Regions from separate parts of the Homo sapiens genome. Here all the other regions are linked to region 2. Evidence: chromatin contacts called from ENCODE Hi-C or POLR2A ChIA-PET data. All regions are on one chromosome and are shown on one strand. The core of a region is the stretch at or near the end of the contact, and the rest is flanking DNA. Distances in the headings are between cores, read along the strand shown.

Region 1 (2,700 bases), core at 201-2,700, 1.6 Mb before region 2:
ACATGGGCAAGCGCCCAGGAGACTGATGTAGTCACAGCCTTTCCCTAAGTGCGGTGGGAGGAGGCCTGCATGGGGTCTGAAGGGCAGATGTGACCCGCCTGGACCTGACGGGACACAGCCCTGATGTCTGGGGTCAGGAGAACATGGCCTTGCTCTGGCGCTTACCTGGGGGCCTTGGGCTCCAAAACCAGAACAGAGTCCTAAGGGGGTGGCCTGGGTGTGTTTGTGCTTATCAGTGGGCAGGCTCTGGGCCTGACTGGGGACTGCAGCTCACCTGGGTCCCGGGGTTGCTGCTGAGTGGACATGTTGGATCCACGCGGATTATGCGCTTCTCTGCGGGTATGGCCTTGAGGGCCTCAGCGGTGGAGCGGAAGGGGTCCTCCTCCCTTCCTGCCTGCCGGCCCTTCTTCTTCTCAGGGCCCTCAGTCTGTACCCAGGGCTTCGGCTTTGGAGCCATGGCTGTCCTGGGGCACAGAGAGGCCCTTAGGCCTCCATGGTCTCCTCATCCCCAACGACCCACTCTCAGTCCCCACCCCTGCCCTGGGCCAGCACAGCACCAACTTGCCCCACCCCGGGTTGGCCCTTCGGTGGCCTCCCACTGCATCCTGTGTCCACTCTGACGGCATTCCCAGCCCCAGACCACACCCAGCTCTTTGTCACTCAGAAACACCCCTTTCCCCAGTCCCAAGTGCAAGGTTAGGACTCTGTCCAGTCTGCCCACTCTGGTCAACAGGGTCTGCCTGGCTCCCTACCCTCTGCAGCTCACCTGTGTGTCCTGAGGGGTAGGGAAAGTGAAAGGAGGCTCTCTCTCTTCCACTTCGGGGCTCCTCCCCCTGTGTCAGCTAGTTCAGCCCTGGCATGGTTGCCGGGCCGAGTCACCGAGCTATGGGGGAGGGTGGGCAGAGGATCCTGGGGGCAGGATTCTTGGGGCCAGATTATCCTCCCGGAGCTTAGAACCCAGAGCTGTAGAAGCCCTTCCCAATGGACTCAAGAGTTCTGAGGAGCCAGAACTCCGGATCAGTGGCCTTGAACTGATAGAGGGCAAAGGCCAGTCCCACCAGGCCTTGCCCTGCCCTGCCGTGGGCAGGACCATAGGACACTCACCCAAGAAAAGCAGGGACATGGGAGAGGTCCTGGCTGCCACCCGGCCTGGTTGTGTGCGCCTCCCAGGGCAGTCCCAGGTCTAGCAACTCTCCATGAGCCTCAGGCGTGAATTAGGGAGAGAATTCCCAACAATCGCCAGAGGCCGGGGATGAGCTTGTGTGGGGGATTAGACATCGGCTATTTGGCCACCAGTGGGGTGAAGCAGAGGCTGGGGCAGGCCGAGTCAGGCGACCAGTCCCACGGACGGGTGGACACTCGATCTGGCATATCCAAGGCCGGGGCAGTCGCGTCCGTAGCGCTGCTCATGTGGCCGGGGCCTGCAGCACGCATCTGCCGGTCGCGCGGTGACCTTGGGCCCGGATACAGACGCAGCCTCCCTCTCCCCGGGGCTGCTTGGATCCCCGTTGGGTCTAGCGCCGGGCTGCCCATGGAGGGGAGGAGTCACGTTCCAGAACGCGAAAGGGCGCCGCGTCTCTGGCGCCCCCCAGCGGCCAAGGGGCGCAAACACAGAGAAGGCTCTTGCTCCGACTTCGAAGTGGGCCAGCAGCAGAGCGCAAGCGCCACAGCATCAGGCCGGAAGCGCCGTGGAGATGCGGGCTTCCTACTCGAGCCTGGTGCGGGAGCCTAGGAACTTCAGGAGGCGGGGCTACAAGCGTGCATCCTATGGGTGCCTGGGGGCGTGGCAGAGCCTGCAGAAGGACCCAATGGAGCAGTAGGAGGCGGGGCCCGGCGGGCGGTGGAAGCCTATCAATACGCGGGGTCTTGCCAGGCGGCTGGGGAGCTGGGAGGGTTCAGCTGCCACGTGAGTTCTGCGGCCGCTGCTACACGCCTGGTGGGCAGCATGTCGGCAACAGCGGCTGCTCGTAAGCGGGGAAAGCCGGCCTCTGGGGCCGGGGCTGGCGCGGGGGCCGGCAAGCGGCGGCGAAAGGTGAGCATGGCGCTTCTGAGGGCCGCGGTCAGCCCTGCTACTGGGACAACCGTCATCCCATCCAGGGGACCTGGGTCCCGGCCCTTCCCCAGCCCTTCGCCCTGGACCCCTGCTGGAGTCAGCTTCGTCCCTCTCTCCGCGGGCCAAATCCTAGAAAGCCGTTCGCTTAACCCGGGAACCACCGCCTTCCCCATTCCTGGGGTTCTGAGGGAACCGAGGGGGGGGGGCCCTTGGTCAATGCCAGGGTGGTCTGGACCCCTGACCAAAGAAAAGACCGTATAATTCCCAGGCCGACTCTGCGGGGGACAGGGGCAAATCCAAGGGTGGCGGCAAGATGAATGAGGAGATCTCCAGCGACTCTGAGAGCGAGAGGTGAGCTATTCTTTTCCACATAGTGGGAGGGAAAACTGAGTCCCATGGTGCACGGAAGACTGAGTGAGTCCGAACAGAACTGAGCCTAGAATCCAAGACTCTGTCCCTTGGCTCTGAGATCGTGGCTGTTTCCTTTAGTTTCTGGTCCTGCAAAGTCTTGTTTCTGCGAGGTCTCTGGGTGGGAAGGACCCTGGGCCCCAATCCGAGGCCATTGAGACCTCCTTAGGTTTTGGCAGGGACTGGACTGATTGAGAAATTGCAGGAAAACAGAACAAAGCTGTCAAGTATTTCTTGCA
Region 2 (4,624 bases), core at 1,495-3,994:
TACAAGCAAAACAAACACCCTCCCAGAGCCTGAAAGCCAGGACCCTGGAGGGAAGAAGACAGATCAGAGATGCTGGTTTAGTGGGGAGGTGGATCTGGCAGTCTGGTCAGACCACCAGGGCCTGACAGGGCCTCTGCCGGGAGCTATGAGTGAGCACCTGGCCAGTGTCCCTACGGCCCAGGAAGCCCTGACCACAAGTGCAGCAACGGCTCCCTCCTGGCCCACAGGAGCTTGAGGCCGCAGCTGCTTAAACTGGAGCCATAGGCCAAACTTCATTTTTGTGAATCCTCTCAAGCTTAGGCCCTAGTTCATTTTCACCCTAGAAGGTGTGACCTTTGCGATCTTCTCATGTGGAGAGAATTATAACCTGTAACCACCAGAGCACAGGTGTCCCTGCCTTCCCACCACAGTCCTCTCTCTCCTCCCAACACTCTGCTCTCTGCGCACTGACCTGGCTGAGTCCTCGCCACAGTCTCTGGGGTGGGTACTAGTGTATCCCCATACCACAGATGAGCAAACTAAGAGGAGAAAGCCTTTCCCCCCAGGTGAGAAGGCTAAAAACCAGCAAAGATTTTAGAGAAGAGGTGGCCACCAAGGGTTGGGGAGCTTGGATGCTAAATAGATGAAGGGGCTTCGAGGCCTCAGCCAAGATGGAGACTTTTTCTGTCTCCTCTGCAGGGTTCGGCTGCAGAGCAATGCCTAATCCACAACCCCCAAGACAGCTCCCATGGCCTGCAAGAGACCGTGCAATCTTGGATAGGGTTGTAAGATAAAATACAGAACACCCTATTTTGAATTTCAGATCATGAACGAGTTTTTAGTATGGAAGTGTTTCAACTATTGTGTGGGACATACCTATACTGAAAAACTGGGGGCTGGGCACAGTGGCTAACGCCTGTAATCCCAACACTTTGGGAGGCTGATGCAGGAGGATCGCTTGAGCTCACGAGTTCGAGATCAGCCTGGGTAGGATGGCCACCCCGCCCCTGCCCATGTCTCTACAAAATAAAAAAATTTTAAAAATTAGCTGGGCACAGTAGTGTGTGCCTGTAGTCGCAGCTAATCAGGAGGCTGAGGCTGGAGGATCCCTTCAGCCCAGGAGTTAGAGGTGGCAGTGAGCTATGATTGTGCCACTGCACTCCAGCCTTGGACAAAGCTAGACCCTGTCTCAAAAAAAAAAAAAAAAAAAAAAGGGGGCAGGGGGACATGATTATACTCGAAGATTACTCATTGTTTATCTGGAATTCAAATTTGACTGAGCATCCTTATTTTGATTTGCTAAAACTGGCAACCTTACCCAGATGTGGCAACCAGTGGGAACCCAGACCCCAGAAAAAAAGCATCAGCACCCTTTTTAACCTGTAGGCCATGCACACATCAGCACACACTGAAATCAGTGGCTGAAAGGAAGGGATCCTGTGTTTTATAAAAGCACTTTGTCATAGAATTATTTTAATTATATGGACAGCTTTTTGTTTTGTTTTGAGACAAAGTTTCGCTCTTGTTGCCCAGGCTGTAGTGCAATGGCATGATCTTGGCTCACCGCAACCTCCGCCTCCCGGGTTCAAGCGATTCTCCTGCCTCAGCATCCCGAGTAGATGGGATTACAGGCATGTGCCACCACACCTGGCTAATTTTGTATTTTTAGTAGAGATGAGGTTTATCCATGTTGGTCAGGCTGGTCTCAAACTCCCGACCTCAGGTGATCTGCCCGCCTCAGCCTCCCAAAGTGCTGGGATTACAGGCGTGAGCCACCGTGCCCAGCCTATATGTACAGTTTTTTAAAAGTAACTCCATATACAAAAAAAAAAAAAAGACACAGAACACAACCTGTCAGAAGTCACTGTGGCGTGAAGTGGGACCAGAACAGGCCTAGCCCAGGCTTGTGGAGAGACCTGGCTTGTAGAGAGACCTCTCATCCTCCGCAGTTATCAGAAGTCCCTGGTGGGGAGGAGGGTCACTGAGGGCTGCCCAGCCTCGTCCCTATGCGGGAGGGAGCCCTAGGTTCGTGCTCCAGGTCCACCTCACTTGGAAAAAGGGCAACGTGAAATAACAAACAAAAAACTTTTCCAAGTGGGAGAAAACAAACAAAAAAAGGCAACATGTGCAGCACTCGCTGAGCACCCAGGGTGGACTGGCATTTTACACCCCTTTCCCCTTTGATTATTAGGACAGGAAGATCATGTCATCAGCTACATTTTATGGCCCATGAAACTGAGTTTCAAAAAGGTTCAGGAACTTAACCAACCAATGCCACACAGCCTCCGAGGCAGAGCAAGGGTTCCAGCCTGGGTCAGGTCCCATTCACCAGACCACGGAGGTTCTGTTTCTCACACAGTGACACCTACCCACACGCCAGCCAACAAGGACACACTCGCTCAGAGGTACACGCACAAATAGAGCTACTCTTCCTAGGGAATTCAGCAAGTGTGGGGGCTAGAGCTGTGTTGCTTCCCGAACCCTCACCGCCGCTTTCAGGGGTTAGAGATGCTAATTCATCCCTTCCCACCTCCTGAGAACCGACGGAAACGGTCCCTGAGAACTACAACTCCCAGCACACCCCGCGCTCACCACAACGGGACCGGTCCGTGCTCATGGCCTCCTGGGACTTGTAGTTCTAGCCAGAACCCTGTTCAACTCTTCCCCGGCTGCAACCAAGGACTCCGTATCCCAGCATGCAGAGGAGCCGGAAGACAGGCGCTTAGAGGACAGCCCGCTGCCGCCGGGGACGCGCAGGCGCAGCACCCCTGTTTGTCGGCCCCCCGAGAGAAGAGGTACGGTCGAAGCCAGGAGCCAGGCCGAGCGGGAGCTGACCAGGCTTGACTCGGGTACAGAACGAGGCACCAGTCCCCTTGCGAACCGAAGGGCCTCGCAGTGGATGGAGGAGGCCCAGCCCTGAGGTCAACGCCAACCAGGCTAGCCTGGCACGGGGCCTACAGGGTGGGTAGGCGGGCGTGCCGCAGCCGTCCAGGGCCTTCCCTCAGGTCCCGGGCGAGGGGCCTACGCTGCGGCCCGGCAACAAGGCCCGACTCGGCCCCTCGGGACCAGAGCCCCACCCGATCGGAAGCGGATCCTTTACCAGGGCCATAGGCCAGTGACTAGGCCGGGCCTGGGCCTCCCATCGGGGCCGGACTAGGACGAGGCCCCGGGGAGGCCCCTGGCCTACCAGACCCTTTTCTCAGGCCGACAGCCGCCAGGAAGATGCAACGTGCCCTGCCAGGCGCCCGCCAGCACTTGGGGGCCATTCTGGCCAGCGCCAGCGTGGTGGTGAAGGCTCTGTGTGCGGCGGTACTATTCCTCTACCTGCTCTCCTTCGCCGTGGACACAGGCTGCCTGGCGGTCACCCCGGGCTACCTCTTTCCTCCCAACTTCTGGATCTGGACCCTGGCCACCCATGGGCTGATGGAGCAGCATGTGTGGGACGTGGCCATCAGCCTGACAACGGTGGTGGTGGCCGGGCGTTTGCTGGAGCCCCTCTGGGGGGCCTTGGAGCTGCTCATCTTCTTCTCAGTGGTGAATGTGTCTGTAGGGCTGCTGGGGGCCTTCGCCTACCTCCTCACCTACATGGCTTCCTTCAACCTGGTCTACCTGTTCACTGTCCGTATCCACGGCGCCTTGGGCTTCCTAGGTGGCGTCCTGGTGGCACTCAAGCAAACCATGGGGGACTGTGTGGTCCTGCGAGTGCCCCAGGTGCGCGTCAGTGTGATGCCCATGCTGCTGCTGGCGCTGCTGCTCCTGCTGCGGCTCGCCACGCTGCTCCAGAGCCCGGCGCTGGCTTCCTATGGCTTCGGGCTGCTCTCCAGTTGGGTATATCTTCGCTTCTACCAGCGCCATAGCCGGGGCCGAGGGGACATGGCTGACCACTTTGCTTTCGCCACTTTCTTCCCTGAGATCCTGCAGCCTGTGGTGGGTTTGCTGGCGAACTTGGTGCACAGCCTCCTGGTGAAGGTAAAGATATGCCAGAAGACGGTGAAGCGCTACGATGTGGGTGCCCCATCCTCCATCACCATCAGCCTGCCAGGCACAGACCCTCAAGACGCCGAGCGGAGAAGGTACTGTGAAATTTTCCAAAATCTTGTCAAGCTAGGAGCATACTGGTCGAGTCACATGCCATCTGTTGAGGTGTTCGCTGTACATAGGTGGAGACCTACAGTCAGGTATTGGGGCACATCCGGAAAGACAAAATCAGTCTTTGGCCTTAAGGAACTCAGCAGTTAGGTGTCTGGGGTCCACGAGGCACTTTTCTCACCACTCGGGCCACTTAATAAGTCTCAAGAAATGCAGTTTCCTTTGGTGCTGTGAAGTCCCAGTGGAGGGACACAGAACCCTGGCCTTGCCTCAGAATCTCAGAATCCTAGACATTGGGCCTGTGGGAGCCAGAAGCAACCTGCTGGTACTTTCCCCTGTGAGGAAGGGACAGGGAAGGAGGCCTGGGGTCCTCAAAAGGTGATCTGGGCCACTCCAATTTCCAAATGCTGTGTCCTCTTCCTGGGCTTTAACTCAGATGCTGTGCTTCTCTGCCACTTACTTATTGAGAGGGAAGCTTGGGGTATTACCACATTTACCTCTGTCTCCAGCAAGCATGTGTCACCAAAACCAGGGACAGGCTACATGACCCACTGAG
Region 3 (4,456 bases), core at 1,261-3,760, 1.3 Mb after region 2:
ATTGAGCATGGCCCTGCTTCCTGACCTTGACCTTTTGTCACTGCCATCATTAATCTAGGTGAGACTCCTCTCAGCTTTTTCTCCCTTTTGCCCCTTCAATGGTTTCTCATTACATAGTAATTCTTTTATGGCAGACAACTCCTTTGATGCACTCCCCCTTGCTAACCTCATGTCTGTGGAGCTCTTAGTTCCCTAGCCACACTAGCTCCTCTCCACTCAAGGACATCATATTATGCCTCTTCTCAACTTAAACACAGCTTATCAGGGAAGCATTTCCAGATTCCCCACCTCTTCCCTGTGACTGTTTCCTCGGTAGCACTTATCACTGTTTTTTATTTTGTATTTGTTTAACTTTAATTGCTACCTGTGTCCCCTCCTATCTGTAAGCTCCATGGGTAGGAAATACTTTTCCTGCCCATTTTTTTAAATATCAGCACCTAGTGCTGACCTGGCACTAGTAACCCTTGAATAAATCTTGAATGGATGGATGAATAACTGTTAGAGGATACAGCATGCCAAGTACTTAATAGAGGTACAGCACAGTTCGGGGGAGGGGGGTGAACCCAAGTTTAGGGCCCCACTGTAATGGCCATCATTATTGGGTAGAAAACACAACATGAGGCTGGGCACCGTGGCTCACGCCTGTAATCCAAGCACTTTGGGAGGCCAAGGTGGGTGGATCACCTGAGGTCAGGAGTTCGAGACCAGCCTGGCCAACATGGAAAAACCCCATCTCTACTAAAAAATACAAAAATTAGCTGGGCTTGGTGGCTCGTGCCTATGGTTCCAGCTACTCCAGAGGCTGAGGCAGGAGAATCGCTTCAACCAAGGGGGCGGAGGTTGCAGTGAGCTGAGATCACCTCACTGCACTCCAGCCTGGAGACAAGACGCCATCTCAAAAAAAAAAAAAAAAAAAGCGCAAAGACTTGGAGATAGACGCTTTGAGCAGTGAAGCTGGCTTCAAGTAGGATAAGGATAGACTCACATGAGTCCATGAGAGCCCTAGGCTGGTGCAGTCAGTGATGGATCACAGCTGGTTTGTGGGAAGGAGGGGCAGAGGGGAAGTAACCCAACATTTGGGGGATTTGCAGTAGTCCCAAAGGAGGACCAGGATGTAGTGTGTGGTGGCTGCATGGAATTCAGTAGCTGTGCCACAATAACTTGGGGCCTTACTGTTTGCAGACAGCATCTGTCTGGGAAGTTCAGGGTGGGAGGGTTGAAGTTATATTGGTGGTACCCAACTTTTATCCGCATATTCTTCAGCCCCCAGAGTGTGAAAGGCCGGAATGACACCTTTTACCTGACACCTGAGCCAGTGGTGGCCCCCAACAGCCCAATCTGGTACTCAGTCCAGCCTATCAGCAGAGAGCAGATGGGACAAATGCTGACGCGGATCCTGGTGATAAGAGAAATTCAGGAGGCCATCGCAGTGGCCAATGCAAGCACTATGCACTGAGATGCCTTGGCCATGGCACAAGAGAAACCAGCCAGGAAAAACCAGACAGACTTTCACACTAAAGAAGAGGCCTCCATTTTTTTTTTTCTTTTTTTTATTGGTGTAGTTACGAAGCCTTTCAGGCTGCTTCTGTTTAAAATATAAAAGAAAACTTTGCCCCCTTTGCATCTTCATAAACCTGCTGCGGCAGACTCCTCAGCCGATGGTGGCTCTGGGTTTCCTTGAGTGTCATATGTCCTAGAAAGTTGCTGGCTGACTCTTTTTTGTCTGGGGCCTGGGGAAAGGGCTTGGACTGTGAAAAGAAATGTGGCCCCTTTCCATCTTCAAGAGAGATGGAATTAATGATGGATGGACCCTGGAGGGAATCTCCCCAGCCGACTTCCACTGGGCTGACAGACTTTGCTGACCACAGGGGAACGATGTTCTTTTCTTTCTTCATGATCAGACATAAACTTAGCATCTTAATGGAAGAAAAATGAGGGGAACTTCAATTATGATTTATTAAAGACAATTTCTATTACACCCTCCTTTATGACAAGTGACATTTTAGATGTAAAAGTAAAAACTTTACCATGCCTTTTTTTTTTTTGTTGGCCTAACATTGAGGCCTTAAAACCTGAGGCTCCTGTGCCTGATGGAATTCTTGTAACATACACTTGTGTATCATATAAAGATACCACTCTGTTTCTCTTATGTATTCTTACTCTAGTTGTTTATTAAGAATGACAAGCACGTCTTTTCAACATGTTAGTGAACAACGTCTCTTTATTTTGGGGAGGAGCCCGGCGGGACAGTAGAAGTAAACCCTTGCCTGTTAATTGAACTGGCCGAGGTCCTGCGGGGAGTGTGGGGTGGGACGTGAAGTGGCAGCTCCTCAGTGACAAGGCCACTATGTGCTATACGCATGCGCTGTTTCTTCAGCGCCAGCTCCGCCCCCGCCGCAGCGAGGCGGGTAGGTTCCGCCCGCGCGCACTACGCCCTGACGTCAGCGTCGCGCGCAGCGCAGTGACGAAATCGGCTGGTTTATATTGGCGCGGCCCAGACGGCAGAGGTCTCTGCGGCGCGGTCCTCGGAGACACGCGGCGGTGTCCTGTGTTGGCCATGGCCGACTACCTGATTAGTGGGGGCACGTCCTACGTGCCAGACGACGGACTCACAGCACAGCAGCTCTTCAACTGCGGAGACGGCCTCACCTACAAGTGCGGGCCTATGGGGCTCACCTGGGCGAAGAGAGGGGCGGCACCCTGGGGAAAAGGCCAGATGGGGGCTTCCGAGAGCCGCCTTGGGCGTGGGCGTGGGGGACAGGTTTCGGGAATTGGCCACCCACCTCCGGGGCTCACTTTGAGACATCTGGAGCGGTGCTTGGGGTACGGAGAAGCATCTCAGTAGTGCTTGGAATCTCAGGCCGGAGATTCCATGCTCCAGACACATGGAATTGTCAGGGTGCCAGGAGCACTGATGACAGCTCGGTGGCAGAAAAGGTCCCCTGTACCCATTTCCACCTTGTGCTGTGCCTGTGACACACAGACTCTGTCAGTGCCACTCTCTGCTCACATGCGTTACGGGTTGATTGGTACATGGGGATGGAGTCTCATGCTGCCCTAAGCTGAGAGCTTTACTCCCAATTCACTCCCTTCCCTCGCAGTGACTTTCTCATTCTCCCTGGGTACATCGACTTCACTGCAGACCAGGTGGTGAGTATGATCAGGAATTGGGTCCTGAACATCAAGGTGAGCTAAGGTGCTACTATCACCTGGTCTCTGGGCTAACTCACCAGATTGGGCTTGGGGGTGGATTTTATAGGATCATGTTGCTTGTTAGCATGCAGGTCATACAAAAGTGCCTTTTTGTGGGGGACTCAGTAACACCTTGAGGTGTAAGGGATGCTTTCCCACACTGGTTGACGTTTGTCTCCTCAGGACCTGACTTCTGCTCTGACCAAGAAAATCACTCTTAAGACCCCACTGGTTTCCTCTCCCATGGACACAGTCACAGAGGCTGGGATGGCCATAGCAATGGCGGTGAGCCCCATGGGGTGTGGGGGAAGGAGCAAGGACTCCATCGCCTTTCCCCAAAGGCATTCAGTCCTGCTTCTTGTCACTTAGTAGTAGTCTCTTTTTATCCTGTAGCTTACAGGCGGTATTGGCTTCATCCACCACAACTGTACACCTGAATTCCAGGCCAATGAAGTTCGGAAAGTGAAGGTCAGAAGGGCAACGATCATTAGCAAGCGCTCCTGGGAATTGCACTGAGGTGGGGTGGGGTGGGAGTAGGGGTTTATTCTAATTTAGTATTCTTTCTTCCCACCATGGGGTTCAGTTACTGAGAAGACCCTGAGATTCTGTTTCTTAAAGCAGCAGCAATAGACCAGGTGTACAGTGCCTCCAGCCTACCCATGTCTCTAAGATGTGTTGGTGTGATTTGGTCTTGTGGCACTGCCAAAGGGATCGATAAGCAGAGACCCCATGCTTCAGATCAAGAGCCTGATGAAAGTAGTTCAAAGATGCGATGCCCTTTCTCACCATCCCTTTCCAGAAATATGAACAGGGATTCATCACAGACCCTGTGGTCCTCAGCCCCAAGGATCGCGTGCGGGATGTTTTTGAGGCCAAGGCCCGGCATGGTTTCTGCGGTATCCCAATCACAGACACAGGCCGGATGGGGAGCCGCTTGGTGGGCATCATCTCCTCCAGGGACATTGATTTTCTCAAAGAGGAGGAACATGACTGTTTCTTGGAAGAGGTGGGTGCCACTGGCAGAGTAGATCCAAGCTCTAGCAGCCCAGGTTGAAGACAAGGGGCTTCTGTTGTCTAAGACATCTCTGATAGCCTCTTCTCTCTGGGAAAGGAGTGTCAAACCAAGTTTCTGACTCCTTTATTGGGTTCCTGCATCCTTTCCCCACCAGAGGCTTTCAAACTGCCCAAATGCTTGCTAGTATTCATGCTTTGTTCTTTTAAACCCCTAAGGTAGGGGCAGTGCTTGAGGTCTGCCCTGATTTTC

Evidence for each region. Hi-C counts contacts between places; a loop is a spot of excess contacts on that map. ChIA-PET counts read pairs that join two places held with the same protein, here RNA polymerase II (POLR2A). Pooled maps may share reads with other maps.
Region 1: a loop to region 2 is called in a pooled map, with 26 times the contacts of the local background. The contact joins the promoter of PARP3 here to the promoter of TMEM115 in region 2. A Hi-C loop is called at or near these places in 4 of 37 single-sample maps with no recorded cell type and 17 of 50 pooled maps. POLR2A ChIA-PET finds 5 or more read pairs at or near these places in 3 of 52 experiments (Caco-2, MCF 10A and PC-3).
Region 3: a map of naive thymus-derived CD4-positive, alpha-beta T cell shows a loop between it and region 2 (6-fold over the local background). The contact joins the promoter of IMPDH2 here to the promoter of TMEM115 in region 2. A Hi-C loop is called at or near these places in 2 of 168 maps with a recorded cell type or tissue (CD8-positive, alpha-beta T cell and naive thymus-derived CD4-positive, alpha-beta T cell) and 6 of 50 pooled maps.

What each region holds. Positions count from the first base shown.
Region 1 is chr3:51,941,113-51,943,812 of GRCh38, reverse strand. PARP3 (poly(ADP-ribose) polymerase family member 3) reads right to left here and starts at 1,450. Exons shown (of 11, transcript NM_001003931.4): 1 at 1,105-1,450; 2 at 275-459. The coding sequence starts at 457. RRP9 (ribosomal RNA processing 9, U3 small nucleolar RNA binding protein) reads left to right here and starts at 1,909. Exons shown (of 15, transcript NM_004704.5): 1 at 1,909-2,032; 2 at 2,322-2,404. The coding sequence starts at 1,946. RefSeq lists enhancers at 1,445-1,774, 1,899-2,547.
Region 2 is chr3:50,357,641-50,362,264 of GRCh38, reverse strand. TMEM115 (transmembrane protein 115) reads left to right here and starts at 2,744. Exons shown (of 2, transcript NM_007024.5): 1 at 2,744-4,052. The coding sequence starts at 3,202. It overlaps LOC127898564 (CYB561D2-LOC101928965), which reads right to left. Exons shown (of 5, transcript NR_183066.1): 3 at 3,589-4,147. RefSeq lists enhancers at 2,525-2,824, 2,551-3,441.
Region 3 is chr3:49,027,452-49,031,907 of GRCh38, reverse strand. IMPDH2 (inosine monophosphate dehydrogenase 2) reads left to right here and starts at 2,510. Exons shown (of 14, transcript NM_000884.3): 1 at 2,510-2,655; 2 at 3,102-3,150; 3 at 3,376-3,477; 4 at 3,586-3,660; 5 at 3,992-4,198. The coding sequence starts at 2,558. QRICH1 (glutamine rich 1) reads left to right here. Exons shown (of 10, transcript NM_198880.3): 10 at 1,264-2,201. The coding sequence ends at 1,456. RefSeq lists enhancers at 2,510-2,719, 2,173-2,774, 2,775-3,377.